Linked DNA regions of Mus musculus: region 1 is linked to region 2. A link is a loop called in an ENCODE intact Hi-C map of the cell type or tissue named here. Cell type or tissue: left cerebral cortex. All regions are shown on one strand.

Evidence for each region. Peaks named below come from ENCODE experiments on the same cell type or tissue, not always from the same donor. Only the 100,000 strongest peaks of a DNase experiment are listed, where the experiment ranks them.
Region 1: it touches region 2 in a loop (2.3-fold over the local background); 3 of 42 quality-filtered maps call a loop at or near these places.

Annotation. Positions count from the first base shown.
Region 1 is chr4:81,480,283-81,488,282 of GRCm38, forward strand. It overlaps the pseudogene Gm11765. Among named protein-coding and RNA genes, the nearest start is that of Mpdz, 41 kb to the left of the region's middle. In left cerebral cortex, no CTCF peak of the experiment used is centred here; a DNase peak (open chromatin) is centred at 4,184.
Region 2 is chr4:81,175,669-81,183,668 of GRCm38, forward strand. No RefSeq gene overlaps it. Among named protein-coding and RNA genes, the nearest start is that of Gm25803, 160 kb to the right of the region's middle. In left cerebral cortex, a CTCF peak has its summit at 3,214 (motif pointing right); DNase peaks (open chromatin) are centred at 3,239, 4,160, 4,458 and 4,738.

The DNA of each region.
Region 1 (8,000 bases), 300 kb after region 2:
TGTTGTGGTTTGAATGAGAATGGACACCATAGGCTCGTATATTTGAATCGGGATATATAGGATCTCCAGTTGGATTAGGAGGTATGGCCTTGTTCAAGGCCTTGTTCAAGGAGGTGTGTCACCGGGGATTGACTTTGAGGTTTAGACTTGTGTTATTCCCAGTGTGCACACTGCCTCTTGGATGCAGTTTTGAGATAGAAGCTCTCAGTTGCCCTGGGTGCCTTGTCTTTACATTGCCATCATAAACAGTAGCAGTTTGGAAACAGAAGCTCAATTAAACACTTTATTTTACAAGTTACCTTGGTTATAGTGTTTTATTACAGAAATGGAAAAGGGACTAAGACACCATGCAATCCAGTTATAACACATTGCTCCAGGACAGGACTCTTAAGTCATAAGAGTCAGCAGACCTTGGAGACATCTGTGTGCCCATATTCAACACAACAGAATGGACAAATGATGGTATCAACTATGTTCCCTCTTAGAATGGATATAAAGGTGGTGGCATGTATGTACAATGATGTACAATTGAGTGTTGGCCAGCCACAGATAGAAATGAAATCATGTGATTGATCTGCAGGAAAATGGATGGAACTGGAAGCTCTCATCTTACATGAAATGAGGTTCTAAAAGACAGGTATCACACATAGAACCTAGAGGGAAAAGATGCGAAATGAAAAGGGAGCCGGAGAGAACAAGGGAGGACGTGGCATCAATACAACCAAAGTATAGTTTATGTACCTAGAGAATTGTCATAATGAAACCTGTTGTTATTTTATACAGCTATTAAATACCAGTGAAAAGACTACAACAAAACTGCTGTGTTCATCTGTTCATCTTATTTGTAAGATTGTAAGATAGAATTTATCATATATATATATATATATATATTTAGTTTATTTAGTGTCTCAATTGAATGGGTAAGTAGTGCCTTAATTACCTTTAGGAAAAGTAATCATAGTTTTCTCTGGTGCCAGTTATCTTTAAATCTAACCTTAAAAAAGATGCTATGAAGAGCTTAACTGGGGTAGGTTATGTATAAAATTGATTTTAGAAGGAAATGGTAGATTATCTTTTCATCCAAGGAGTGTGTCTTTAACATCCTGTCTTATGTAACTTAGTGAATGCTTTCTTGATATAGCCCTTAGGTATTGTTAAGGGTTACTCCTATATGTTTTATGATTTGGGTATCTTTATGGAGTGACACATATGGTTTTTATCTGCCATTAAGAATAAAATTAACCTTCCCTTTACACCATCCACAGTAAGTGAGTTCCTGGCCAGGAGAGGTAGAATGAGGTAGGAGTGATAAACACAGTCTTCTGGCCAGAAGTTGCTCCATCTGTCTGGATTCTACACACCACACTAGCCGATTGGCTGATCATTGGCCTCTTACTTCCTAGGAGCTCCGTTTCTGTTCTGTACTCTACCCCTGTCAGCCAGTGAGAATCCTGACCAGAAATTAGAGGCGAAGAAAACAAGGGTAAGGTTTTCTTCTGGCCTCCTTCTCTGCTTAGTTGGTCTGGGGACTGTGCCCATGCAGACTGCTGTGTCCTTCAAGAGCTATTTGCACTCAGATATTCTCCCACCAGAGCATCTCTCTGCTCCTGGTGGTCTGGGTAGTGCAGAATCATTTGAGGTTTCTCTGGACCACACCCGAGCCTGAGTAATACTCTCCATTACATATCACACATCTCATCTCTCCCATTCCCCACTAGGATCTCGACTGAAGGCAAAGAGCACACGGGGAGGTATCTTTGTCATTTTTATCATACTCTGTGAATGCGTCTTGGCTTCTAGTATGATTTTGGCAATTGATTAGTATACATAGTATTTCTTAATTCTCCTTGAGATATTCTGAGATTTATTCAAGTGTTGTTAAAATTTATCACCTGCATTATAACATTGTATATGTGCACACATATTGTATGTGCTGTATGCATATATAGTTTGATTTTAAATTTAAATTGTTGACCTATTATTTCATCTTCAACATTTTTATTAATAAACTATCGTTTCAACACTAGAATAATCTGGTAAATTTACTTTACTATTTCATGTTACATTTTTAAGAGTTTCTTTGAAGTGGCGGATAGACAATTTGAAACAATAGTCTTAAACAAGAGAGTAATACACTTGAAGTGACATTGCTTTAATATTCCAGGCTTATAAACTTGTTCTTCTTATTGCTACTTCCTACAGTTTTGTTTTTATTATTTAATTAGATGTAACTATTTATCCTATTCCATTTTCTTTTATTCTGAAAAATACCCTCATCTTTGTGTGTGTGTGGTTTTTTTTTTTTTAATTTCAGTTTAATCAATATAAAATTAGAACCTAGCAGTAGCTTAAAAGTCTGCATAGAGAAAACCTTTCTTAGAGGAGATTAATTGTACATTAAATCTAAAAATTGGAACAGCAATTTAAAGTAAATGGTAATTTCAGTAGTCTGTCCTTATTATATTGGGCTGTCTGTGATATCTGCATGGATTTTCTTTTACTTCCCATCAGTTAATTCCATCAGAGAAAAGTCTGGAGTGGATACGAGTAATGTAATTGAATGTCTTTATGAGCAATTATGTATTCAGTGCCAAGAACTTGAAACTTTAGAGTCACAACCTAATTGCTGAGTCATTGACATAAGAAAGCAATCACTAACATTTAGGTCCAAAACAGAAGAGTCAGTCAAGCATTGGGAAAATAAGGTTTCAAGGGTTGTACTGTTAACTTTAGAAAGACATCAACTTGTTTTGATGTGACTCAATGGGGCAGAATCTGAAAACAATAAATTTAATGTTTTCCACAGAAAAGTTGACAGAAAACGACCATCAATAATAAAATGCCACTTGAAACTAGAGAGTTAAAAAATATTCAAAGAGATTGAGAACCTGCTTGCAAAGAGGTGATCCTTTAACTCTGTGGTGCAGTGTAGTTTTGAAGTATTTTCTTTCTGTGATGCTGCCTTGATTCCCAGCCACCCCTCCCCCACCCGAGGGTGCTCCCTCACTCTAAAGCCATTAGCACGGGAGAATTCTGTTCCCATTCTGTTCCCACAGGACCCTAGCTTTACGTGCTGGGCTCTGCCTTCCAGTGTTCTTGTGTGGTTTCGAGCTGAAGGAGCGAGCATGAGAAAGCACAGCCTCTCCTAAAAGCCAGCGCTGTTGGACAGGCTCATTAAGTCAAGTGGGAATTGCAGACTCCAAAAATTAAAACATCCAAACATCTGTTAAAGCTCAGTCTGTAATTCTTTCTTCTTCTCCTTTTGAAAGGAAAAAGAAAAAAAAAACTTTCTCTGATCAACTTTTGATATGATATCTGAAAAGAATAAACAAAGCAGCTTGATAAGTAAAATTCATTTGGCTGAAAGTTCAATGAGCTAGAATCTGGAGTAGTTCTTGGAAAATGTCCTTAATGTCTTTTGAAAAGTAAATCAGGAAAATTCCCAAGCAACAATGTCTGAAAACCGGTGAATTACATTTACCAACTGCTTAAGAAGAGATAGGAAACAGCTAAAACAAATAACTTATTCATGGAGACAAGAAAAAAAAAAAGAAGTACCAGCTTTTTAAGTTATCAGGAAGTTTAAAATTCTTGTTTCTTCACTCCTTCTGAAGTTACATATGGTTAAACTTTTCTCCCGTTTAAAATTGGGGCTTACGATGTTAGTTGTTATTGTCTCTTTCCTTTCCTCTTTAATTTGCAGTCGGTTTTTCTTTACAATAGCAGAATGGAATGTCCATGGGACTCGTTCAAACCTTAAGTTTCTAAAGCACATATATCACGTACAGGGAAAATCTTCCTGCATCCCAGGGTTGCTGTAAGCCGTGCAGTCAACTCTTGCTGTCCAAGCACACTAAATCCCCAGCTCATCTGTTAAAACCATTCATCCTTGCTCACTCTATCGTCGCCAACGTGGGATTTCTTCATCCTCACCCAAAAATATTTTTAATTTTTTTATAACAACAAATTTTAAAATAATAAGGAAAAAAACCCATCAACCTTCTGTTAGGGAATTTGATTTCATTATTGAAGCCATTGCTTCCATAGGGTACGCTGAGAGAATGTTAAACAATATTGAACGCATCTGTATGGCGGGCTGCCACGCGCTGCGATCCTGGAAGGTACCTCAACTGCACACCCACACAGCCCCATCCACGTCTGCACTTTCATCTCTCGCAGAACACTTAGGGGGAGGTGGATGCTCACGAGACTTTTCTTGACTTCTGTCTCATTCTCTTTGATATAAAATATTGCAAATAAGGCTGTTTGGTGTCCAGTTTTAAGGCATCTGGTTTGTGAATGTCCAAAGACTGTTTTGTCAAGTGTGTCTCAAAATTTCATGGAAGCATCTGGAAAGCTCAATAAAAAAGACCTTTCTGCTATGAGCAGCCGCTTTCTTCATGGTGACCAGATTTGCTCGCATCTGCCCAGAGGCTGTCTCTGAGCTGCAGATCTTTAGAGCTCCGAGCTCCAGCTCTGCAATCCACACCGGCATGGTCTAGGCACCTTGATTCCTGGGGAGTGAGGATATGGGTAGTTTCCCAGACCGCCCCATTCCCATCTTCCCTTACACTGCTCCCCGTTTATATCTTGTTTGTCTTGCCCCTTGCTCCACTGCTGACTCTGATCCCGCCTCCCCTAGCCTCTCTCTTGTAAAGTTTCCCCAATCCTCTTTTTACTGCTAGATGGGAAATAATAAAGCAGATATGGACATTGTATACATGTAACATGTTAATAGGTGCTGTTATGAATATTATTTTAATTAATTTTAATATAGTGTAATGTGTGTGTTTTCACGGCAAAAACATAAAGTGAAACCAGGGGATACAAAGTGAAAATTGAGCTTTCTGTTCATTCTGAATTCTTACTCATGATGTCACCATAGAAACTCTTGCCTCTGGCTGGCAGACATAGCTGTGATTATTTTGCACGGGGGGGGGGGGGTGGGGACGCTAGCATGCTATAGATACTCAGGTACATCTTACACGGTCCTGTGTATGAGAATGGCCTTCATAGGCTCCTAAATTTAATTATTTGGTTCTCAGCTGGTAGAGTGCTTAGGAAGGATTAGAAGATGTGGTCTTACTAGAGGAGGTCTGTCCCTGGGAGGTGGGCTTTGAGCTTTCAAAAGCCCACAGCAAGCCCAGTCTTATCCTTTCTCACCCTCCTACTTGTGGATAAGCTATCAGCTATGGCTCCAGCGCCCATGACTGCATGCCTGCCTGATACCCTGCTTCCTGCCATGAGAATCATAAACTAATCCTCTGAAACTGTAAGCAAGCTCCCAGTAAAATGCTTTCTTTTTCTTTCTTTTTTTTTAATTGGATATTTTATGTATTTACATTTCAAATGTTATCCCCTTTCCTGGTTTCCACTCCGGAACCACCCTCTCCCATCCCTTCTCTCCCTGCCTCTATGAGGATGCTCCTTATAAGTTACCTTGGTAATGCTTTCTCTTTGCAGGACCAGAAGAGTAATCAAGGCACCTTCACTTTGTAATATGTGAAATACAATGCAGACATTCCCATAGCAATGCCACAAGTCTCCCTTTTAGTGGTGTCAGAGCATGTTACTTTAAGAACTTCGATGATGCTCAGCGCTGTGTCTGCCTTCTTGACAGCTACCTACAACTCACTCCTTTCCTCCTGCATCAGCATTGTGTATACCTAAATTTTTTTTAAAGTATTTTATTTGATGTGTATAGGTGCCTTGCCTGCATGAGTCTCTGTGCACATCTTGTATGCATTTTGCATACAGAGGCCAGAGTGGGTGTCAGATATCCTGAAATTAGCGTTGCAGGTGGCTGTGAGCTGCTATGTGAGTTCTGAGACTCTAACCCTGGACTTCTAGAAAAGTGTCCCTATTATGTGTATTGCGATGGAAATTTTGCATCTTTGGGAATCTAATAAACTAGAAGTTCCCAACCTGTAAAGATCCCCTTGTGGGCTGCACATCAGATATTCTGCATATCAACTTTACATTACAGTCATAACAGTAGCCAAAATTACAGTTATGGAGTAGCAATGGAATAATTTTATGGTTGGGGGTCACCACAATATGAGGATCTGTATTAAAGGGTTGAAGCATTAGGAGGGGTTGAAAACCACTATATTAGACGAAGGTAGCATTTCATTGTTATGCTCCAAGGAGATGGATAAGCCAACTTCCTAAAGAGTATTTAAGCTCTGAGTGTTCACTCTATAACTCTGATTTTCACCAGCTCTGTTATTCGATAGTATTTCACCTCTCTGAGACTTAATGTTCTTGATTTCAAATCAGTAAAAATGGTTTGCTGAGTATATATTCTCTTACACATAATGGTCCAACCTTTAGAGTGCACACTGTGAACTGACACTAGTGACAGATAGAGACCATAGCTCTCTTGTTTTTCACATTAAGGTGAATACATGATCACACTACACATCACAAAACACTGTTGGATGAGGTATTTGTAAATAACTGTGACCCCCAGACCACTGCCCATATTGTTGTTTAGTAAGACATGAGAAATGCTTTGGTAATATGGATGTAAAAGGATATATCTTAAGATACACTGGGGAGACTGAAGAGACGGCTCACAAGTTAAAAGTGTTTTCTGCTCTTTCAGAGAACTGAAGCTTGGGTCTCAGCACCCACGCTGGGCAACTTAGAATGCCTGCAACTCCAGCTCCGGAAGAGTCAGTGGTGTCTTCGAGCCTCCACGGACACCCACATACATGCACACACAAATAAAACAAACCTTTAAAAATTATATGCTGGGAGATTGTATCTTCCTGTACTGAGATTAATAAAGATTGATGTAATATCTAAGCTGATAAACTCTAGCCCTGGATTCTGTCGTTATTTACAGGCTTAACCACTGAATCCCATTGATTCTAAAACCAATATTGCTCCTGAAGAGTAGCTGAGATGGCTGAAAATAAAATTAAAAATGGTAAGAGTCTCATGAAAATACATTTTCCTTCTCTTTAAAAGGATACAGTCTAGATCTCCTTTAGTTATATGCAGAATTTGACATTTTTTGCATGCATACTGTATGTGCAGGTGTGTGCAGCTGATCATTTACACATCGACATGAGCATCTTCATCTATTGCCACCCACCTTAGTTTTGGATCCAGGGTGTCTACCTGAGCCTGAGCTTGCTGATTAATTTACTTGCTGGCCACCAAATCCCTGGGATCCTCCTGTTGTTGCTCACTCCTGAGCCCAGTGCTGGGATAACTCTCAGGTAGACTGCCACAGCTAGGTTTTTTGCATGGTTACTGGCAATCAGAACTCATGTCCTTGTGCTTGCATGGCAAAAACTGACTCACACCACAGTCCCCTTTAGCTGCTTCATTGTGCATAGTTCAGCACCACTCAGATGGAGCCGTTCTCATTCCACTTGTGGCACCTTTTCTGTTTCTTCCTTAAAGCAGCTCCTGGCATCACTTCAGAGATATCCAGGCTTTACTTTCATAAATCATGTAAATTTTATTCTGTAATTTGTTTTTTATTAAAGCAGGAGATTGGAGATCTATTGAGCATGGTTTACTCCTATGAATTGTAACAAAATTTGTACTACTAAAGCCTTCTGGAGCTTCAAAAATTTAGTATTATAAATGATATTGCCAATAAACGTTGATAAGTCTTTGATATTTGGAGAATATTTACCTAGATCCGAAGTCCCTAGTCGCAGTGCATTTTGATGATGCATCATTAATTTAAAATGGTAGGAGCATGTATGTGCCTACACACACACACACACACACACACACACACACACACACACACACATCTTCATATTTTTCACATCTCTAATATTAAATATTATGGTTTTAACATTTATTTTAGATGTCCTTAGTTCCCGTTGAATGAAGCTTGCCCATGTTGAACTCTGTTTTTCTGTGATTCCTAGGAAGGACGAGCCGCTCCGTGCTTTTGGAGGCTCCACAATTTCCTCTGTGGTTTGATCCTCTTTACACTGCAGGCTTTGCCTTCTTCTGTAGTCTGCTACCTG
Region 2 (8,000 bases):
TCGTCCTGCATCTGTGTGCAAGCAGTACTTTGAGAAGGAAGGGGTTAGCTCACAGCACATTCTGTGCTACTCTGCAGTGAGGATGCTCTGCGTCCCTGACCAAGGATGCCTTTCTGGAAGCTGGCCCAAATGAGAACTGAGCAGCTTCTTTTTGTAAAGGAAAAAACATTTGTTCATAACCACAAACCCCAATAATAACAGAGCAAGGCACACTTTTCCATGAGTTGTTAGAGTCTGAAAAATACAGTCACATTATTTTATATGAGGATTCATTTCACTTCATCTTGTCCCAACAATATCCATAACAGTCTAAACTTTTACAGAACTTTAGCTATTTTATCTTATGTAGGAACACATACAGGTTTGATTCAGAGAATCATAGAAATCTTTCACATATTGTGTGTCTTGTCAGATTCAAATTCAAATGTAGAATCTCAGTTTTATTAAAACCAGGTTTTTCGGATATACTGAAATTCTAGGCAGAGGAGATTCGATGACTGCAAACTTGGTGTGTTCTAAGTAGAGTCCTTTCTCTTTCTCTCACATGATAGTATGAATAGAAAGACATTGTCATCAAACCACAAAGGACATAAGACTCAGAATTATCAATCAGTAAAGGAAGCAGATCCCACCATGTAGATCTTGAAATTACGTTTTACAAGCAAGAGCATGCAGACTCCATTTGGCTTCAGTTTGTCTTATTTTTACAGGAAATTTCAGTTCAAGATGAAAGGACTCTCCCAAAGAAGATGAACTGAAGTCTGGTGTGGTTACAAATATAGGGGGCTGTATTGTGGGCTGATCCACCAAAGAAGGAACCAACTCTCAAAGAGGACTATGGGCCTAGAAGCACCCCTCCCCCCCCCCATCTACTAGACCTTGACATCCACAATGTGACACAAGCTGGATGGAAAATATATGCTCAAGTGACTTCTCTTATCTCTATGGACATAAGCCTGATGGCACAACTTAAGGGTGGGATGGCAGTTCAGCTTACAGTTTCAAGGAAACTAATAGGAACTTTTACAAGGGTTTCAGTAAATAACAGACAGGACAGGAGGGGACGGGAGGAGGGGAGAGTGTCAGGGCAGAGAAACACCCAGCTCAGCAGGCAAAACAGTTGAAAAACAATGCTGCTACAAACTTTCTCCTTTCTTCATTTCTATTCTGTTTGGGGTCCCAGGCAATGGAATGGGTGCTGCTGCCCATGTCCAGGGTGGCTTCTGGCCACTTCCAAGGTGGGTTTTTACCCTCAGTGAGTCCTCTCAGGGCAACACTCTCACAGACAATTCCAATCTTCTAGTGGATTTTTGAAGGGACTCAAGTATGTGAGCATGGCTCTGGCAGGTCTTGCTCTTTTCTCCCATCCCACTTGCCTTGTTAAAAGCAGATTATATTCCTAAAGCTAACCACCAAGGTCTATTGCTATTTGACCACTTCTTCCTCCTGAGGCTGATTGCCAAGGTCCAGCTATCAAAGGACTGAAACCCAGCAATCAAAAGTCGTCCCCCCCCCAGCTTCCTTAATTAACTTATCCAATTAAAATTCAACACCTCATCCAAACACAGGGTTTCCCTCTTTACCTCTATAAACTGCCATTTTCCTGTGGACCACATCTGTCTCCTCTCTATCCAGAGGCAGTCCTTTGCCCCATACCTAGGCAGATATCCCTGCCCCCTCTGCCTTGTTCCTCTGCCTTTCTCTCTGTCCTCTATCTCCTGTCTTTGTTTTTTATTTCCTGACCTTTGTCCCTTTGAGCTGAGAACTTGGTCTTCGGGGTCCAAATGATACCTTTTTTTTTTCTCTTTAAATCCAGTCACGTTTAATGAATCCTGATGACCAGAGATTAGATTCTCAATAGACTTGGCAGAGAGGGATGACCTCAGCCAAGGCATCAACCTTTAGGCTGAGCACACATGTAAACAAGAAGGGAATACACTAACAGGATGAGGCATAAGTGATTAGTGAAGACTCTCAGCTCCTTAAGGGCGTAACCATAAATTATGCCCGACAGTTCGGTTTCCGGTAATTGTTAACAAATCTGCTGTGTTCATTAAGATCACGTCTTCCAGCTTGTTACATGGCTCATCTAATTACCTGCCTTATCCTTGTTTGGGGTTGTTAGAGCAGTTGTCTCCCACTTCAGCGGGAACCTGCTGGGTACAGGCACAGAGAGTGACTTCCTGTGTGCATTTGGGAGCTGTGGTCTGTTCACTCCCAGAGGTCGTTGCTACCGGGTCTGGAAGCTGGGTGTGAGCAGGTATCTTTTCAGCATCCTATTGTCTGCTATTTTGAATCTAAACTTCTGGGTGACTGTCATTATTATGGCCATGACCCCACAGTGGCAGAGACATTGATCGAGAAGAGTTAACCTCACAAATGAAACAATGGTCGAACCCCACTAGGTTCTCCACAAGGATGACCCCTTGTGGCTTACGGGAACACAAGTGGACCTGTGCACAACCGGGCATCATGCACATTCCCTAAGCCCTTGAAGAAGCCTTGTTTATTTAACTTTTCAAACTAACTTGAAGCACTTTTAGAACAGTTGTTTACACTGTGTTAACTGGAGAATACACAAGCACTGTGGATACAGGAAATGGAAGCAAGGAAAACGGGCAAGGTGCAGGAACTCAGCTATGAGTAACAGTGGATTGTAACACTGTTTTTTCCTTGACGGTTCTCTTCCTGCACACAGAAGGCACACTTAACAACAGGAAGGTTGGTGAAACCCAGCAGCAGTAGCAGACAGAGAACAGACTCTGGGGCCGCCGTTACTAGGGTATCAATTCCTGTGCTCATCGTGGGTGGGAGGAAAGCGTACGTACATCTATGTAAACACTGAATGCTCCCCAACAGGCTCAGATGTGCCTTTCCTTGCCACACTGAAGTTCTTGTCTTATACTGATCATCTCACAGTTAATATGTCCCACTGGTCCTCCATGTGTGCGGACTACCTGCTCCGTTTTGTGTGTGGCACATAACGTTGAGCATTATTTGATAAGTGCAGAAACAAATACCAAGTGCCTAGACAGCGAACATTCCAGATGGGTTACTAATTGAGCTGTTGGGAAATCTCTGACACTCTTAGATGGGAAAGAGCTGGAGGATGCTCTTGCTCAAGGATTTCCCAGGCCTTTGAACAAGTTCTGTGCTCTGCAAATGTGTTGAGATTCGGTTTCTCCCGCTGATGCGCCACAGATGGCCACATGGTGGCGCTGGCGCTGCGCCGTAGAAACGGAGCTCAGGCTGCAGCTGAGGCTCCAGCCTCCCTCGCTGTTCTTCCGGCCCCCGCCCTGCGCTTCCCCTCAGGACTTCCTTCCCATCCAGTCAAGCTTGATGCCATGGCTCTTGCCAAGAAGCTGTCAAGCCAGAAATGGGAGCTGGGGTACTGCCCACCTGAAGCTGGAATTTCCTTTGTTCTTCAGCAGACTCAATTCACTGTATTGCTCCTAGTTAAAAAGAAAAAAGAAAAAAAAAATCTCCACCACACTTTTAATGCTTTTTTAAAAAAAGCATGGTTTCCTAGTTTGAGATGCAAGTATTTTTACTCTGCACTTGATTGGCTCCTGCAAGTGACCCAGTGCTGCCTAAATAAAATCACCTACAAAGCAAATATCCTGATATGTTCTTACGATGTTCACAGCTAGAATGTGCAAGGGCCTGTTCCCTAGTAAAAGGGACTGTTTACTAGCCCAACCTAGCATAAGGCACCTGGACATGTACATTCACAGGCGACTGGAGAACAAGAAAGCAGAAATAAATTACTTGAAAATCACCTACTCGCTATGAATGACAGCTAAGCTCAGAAACTAACAGTCCCTTTGCAGAAGCAAAAATACTTTCAATAAATTAAAGCTGCTATTCTTTTCTCTACACATGTTTGGTATATACATCTGGGTGTGTGTGTGTGTGTGTGTGTGTGTGTGTGTGTGTGTGTGTGTGTGTGTGTCTGTGTATGCGTGCGTGTGCAGGGTGTGTTTGTGCATAAGGATTACCCTGTCATCTTCACTGGGCACCTTAATGTTTGAAACATGGTCTTTCAGTTAACCTAGAGCTCACTGATTGGCCAGACACACTGGTCCCTGATCTCTCAGAGACATATCTTCTGGGATGGTACCTCCATCATACCCAGCATATCTGTAGGAACATAAGCTCAGCCCCTCGAAAGCTCTTTATCCACCAGGCCATCTTCTTATCTCCCCCTTTCCTTGTATTCAGCTAAGTCTTGTGCTACTTAAGGTGAAATAATCCGAAGTCATACTTATATATGGCAATGCTTTTAGTAATTGATATCTAATAAATAAAATGGATGTTTGTAAGGAAGCAGTCCATTGAATCACAACAAGTGTACATTCATTAGTGCAAGCTCTATCACAATTAAGACATGCAAGTAGAGAAATCCTAGTCCAAAACGTCTGGGAGCAGAAATAGTCTAGATTTCTGGTGTCTTCACAGCTTGTAATATTTTCATGTATGAAATGAGGTAGCTCAGAGATGAAACCCATGTTTAGACACAGGATTTTGCAACCTCAGCCAGTATGTATGATACTGGGGAATGATGTTGGCCACTATTTGTCCATTCTAATTTAGCCACTATATAGTATATATGTGAACTGTTAACATGTTTGGATTTTAACTTTCAGCTCTCTGCTGTTGACTGCCGTTGAGCATTCTTTCATATGCTCGCAAGGAGTTGTGGGTCTTCCTCTGTGACATGTCCATTTAGAAACTGAGCTTTCCAAAAACCCACATATAGTAAGCTGTTCCTGTAATGTGGGTGTGAGTTTTCTGTTATTACTGTGGGTTGGAGAACTATCTTCTTCAGCCTGTGGCTTCTTCACTTGGTGTTCCCCCACGGTGTCTCTTGATAAGCAGAAATTAAATTTAAATGAAAGCATCATTTACAGCTTCCTTCATGTCTAGTGATATAAAACCAGTTACTTGATGTATGTGTCTCGTGCTCTGATCTCAGCTTGCTGGAGAGCCTCTTCCTTCAGTAAGCAGCCTTGACTCAGTCTATAGTCTACGCCTATGCTGGGTTGCCTTGAAAGCCAATTGATGGTGCGTGTTTGGTTCTAGTTGACCCCAGGTCGGTTCTCACCATGCTGTTTGTGCAACTGTTCATCTTCAGGCATCACTAGGATGCCCCCACGCTGCTCTTTGAAGAGATCCCTTTGACCTTATTTCAGGAGTTGTGTTTCCCAAATAAGTTTCAAAGTTAATTCTCAGTTTCCAATACATACACACACACTGTGTGGGGGGGGGGGTAGAAAAAGAGAGATGATTGGATTTGATTGAATAGACTTTACTAGGTTTTTAAACAGTTAATTTGTAAGATCTATTTCTTGTTAAGAAAGCTTCATTTTCTAACTTTTGAAAATTTTCTCAAAATGTTCTTGTCTTTGAAAAATATTTAAAACTGTCTTAAACCAGATCAAAACTCATTTTGAAAATCTTGGAAACCATCCAGTCTATTTTGAGCTACTCTGCCTGGATAAAAAGAAACTTCTTCCCCATGATTCAAGTCTGGAAAAGTATTTTTCTGACATTAAAAAAAAGTATGTAATTATGATAAGTAAGTTCCTAACTTCAGAAATATTTTAGGTGCTTTAAAAAATACTAATATCCATGTTATTTAAGTATTAGCTTAAAAAGTAACTTCTGTGTAGATTCTACAAGATGGAAAAATAATCCCAATTCATTAATTATATTCAAATTATTAAAAATTAAAAACAAAATTGGTGTTCAAGTCTTTCAATCTGGTATATATTCATGACATGTGGGTACAGAATCCTAAAAAAGTAGCCACACAGAAGAAAACAAGTGACCCAGCTTACTGTTCAAGTGATTTTAATTGTAGGTTTTCAGTCTGGTTTGGTTTCCTCTCTATTTGAGCCATTTCAATCTCTTAATTGTTGTCTTCTATTTTGTTTAAAATCTTATTTCATAGAGGTGTGCTCAGGTAGCAAGAGCCCTCTATCAGCCCTCTCTCCAGTCACAACCTGTGTCTCTCTTCTCCCATTTGACAGGAGTGTCTGGACTGTAGTACACAACAACACAGTCATTTGAAAATAAACACAGCCTTCACTATACTTCAGAATCTGTCATATTTGAAGATGCTTGCCGCTGGGCTTGTCAGCGATCAACAGCAACAAATTAACTAACATAAAATAAAATAAAAAAAAATCATATCCCGTAACACAATTACCATACTCTTTCCATTGTAAGGTCTATTTTCCACCTTACGAATTAGGATATATAATTTGTATACTAATTCTGAAATTAGGATATGTAAATAAATCCAAACTACAATTGCACATAAATGTTTATCGCTCAAATCAGAGCAATCCATAACAGAGATGATCGCAGTGAAACCGAGAAAACAAGGCTTGCGAGAATAGACTTGTTCAGGGTATCAGAAGCACGCTGAAAAGAGAGCAATTGCATTACTTAGTTAAAAATCTGTACAGTGAATAATTCAAGGTTATTAAATATGTTTGTGAAAATGGTCAGTGACAAGTGGAAGTACTTATATTGTAAACGGCCAAAAATAGGCAGGAAAGCCTGCAGATCATTTACATTCATGTAATAGTTCTTGAATAGCTAAGCATTCAAGATTTAGCCTGGTCACAGTAAACATTTTCCCCTTTGAACCCCCAGAGTCTGCAGCCATCTGACACCAGACCCTCCCTGTGACAATCTAGGGGCTATTTGGGGGATTTTCTAGTTCTTTGATAGGATTTTGCTTTTATGTAGAGCAATGAATACAATTTTCAGTTTTAGCTAAGGAAAGATAAAATAACCCAAATAATACTTTTGTCTTTCTATAAACCCTGACTTCCTACTGCCTGAAAGAACTCAAATTTACATTTATAAAACCGAAACAAACATGACTACTTTTTACTCGTATTTTAGTAAAACAAAACTCAGTGCTCACTCCACACAGACGAGGCAGCTTGAAGAGCTCTGGGGACTTATGGAAGAGGAAAGGAGAATAGACCATGGATCTTCTTATGTCCCACTGTGTGATTCATAATTACTCTTCAGTGACCTTTTCGGGGACACACTAATTCACAAAGCAAAGCATACAATGAAAATGCAGGACCCCGAGTTGAAGACTGTTTAAATCAAAAGGTTTACTATGTTTTTGCCTTTTGATTTCTTTTCATTAAAATGCTGCTGTATCTTTTTATTATGAACATTCTCTCTCTCTCTCTCTCTCTCTCTCTCTCTCTCTCTCTTTGTGTGTGTGTGTGTGTGTGTGTGTGTGTGTGTGTGTGTACATGTAGTAGGTGAGGTACTTGCCACAAAGCCCATGTGGACATCACAGCTTTGTGGAGTTCTCTCTTCCCTTCTACCTTTAGTTGAGTTATGAGGATTGAACTCAAATCCCCAGGTTTGCACAGTCAGTACCTTTATTCTGCTGACACATATTGCCAACTGATGCCCCCCATCTTACCAATAGCTAACAGAGAACTGAAAAAGGAAACAGAAAAATTAAGACATCACGTTACACATGATTGTGAGCCACAATGTGGTTACTGAGGATTGAACTCAGGACCCCTGCAAGGGCAGACAGTGCTCTTACCCACTGAGCCATCTTTCCAGCCCCAATTCAATTCTTCTTGTAGGAAAATTCCAATCCTTCTGTTTCTTTGTGGCAATAATAAAGAGAAATATTTAAAGTAAAGCAAATAAATGCATATACTGGACAAAAATGTGGAACCCTGTTTTTTAATAATTACTAAGAGTTTCAGGAAGGTAACCACATTGCAGTAAATCAATAGGAGTCATTCTAAGTATCAGACCACATGCAATGTTCCAGCCCACACCCTCTAGGAGTTGGATGTGACACCTATCATGTTTTATACCCTGTCCCTTGATTATTATTCAAGAGTCTCATAATTAAGTTACCTTTCTTAGATTTCTCTCCCTTCAGTATTATGAACAAACTCTATAAGAAATAGAGTTGGTCCTCTCACCTCCCTATTTATCCC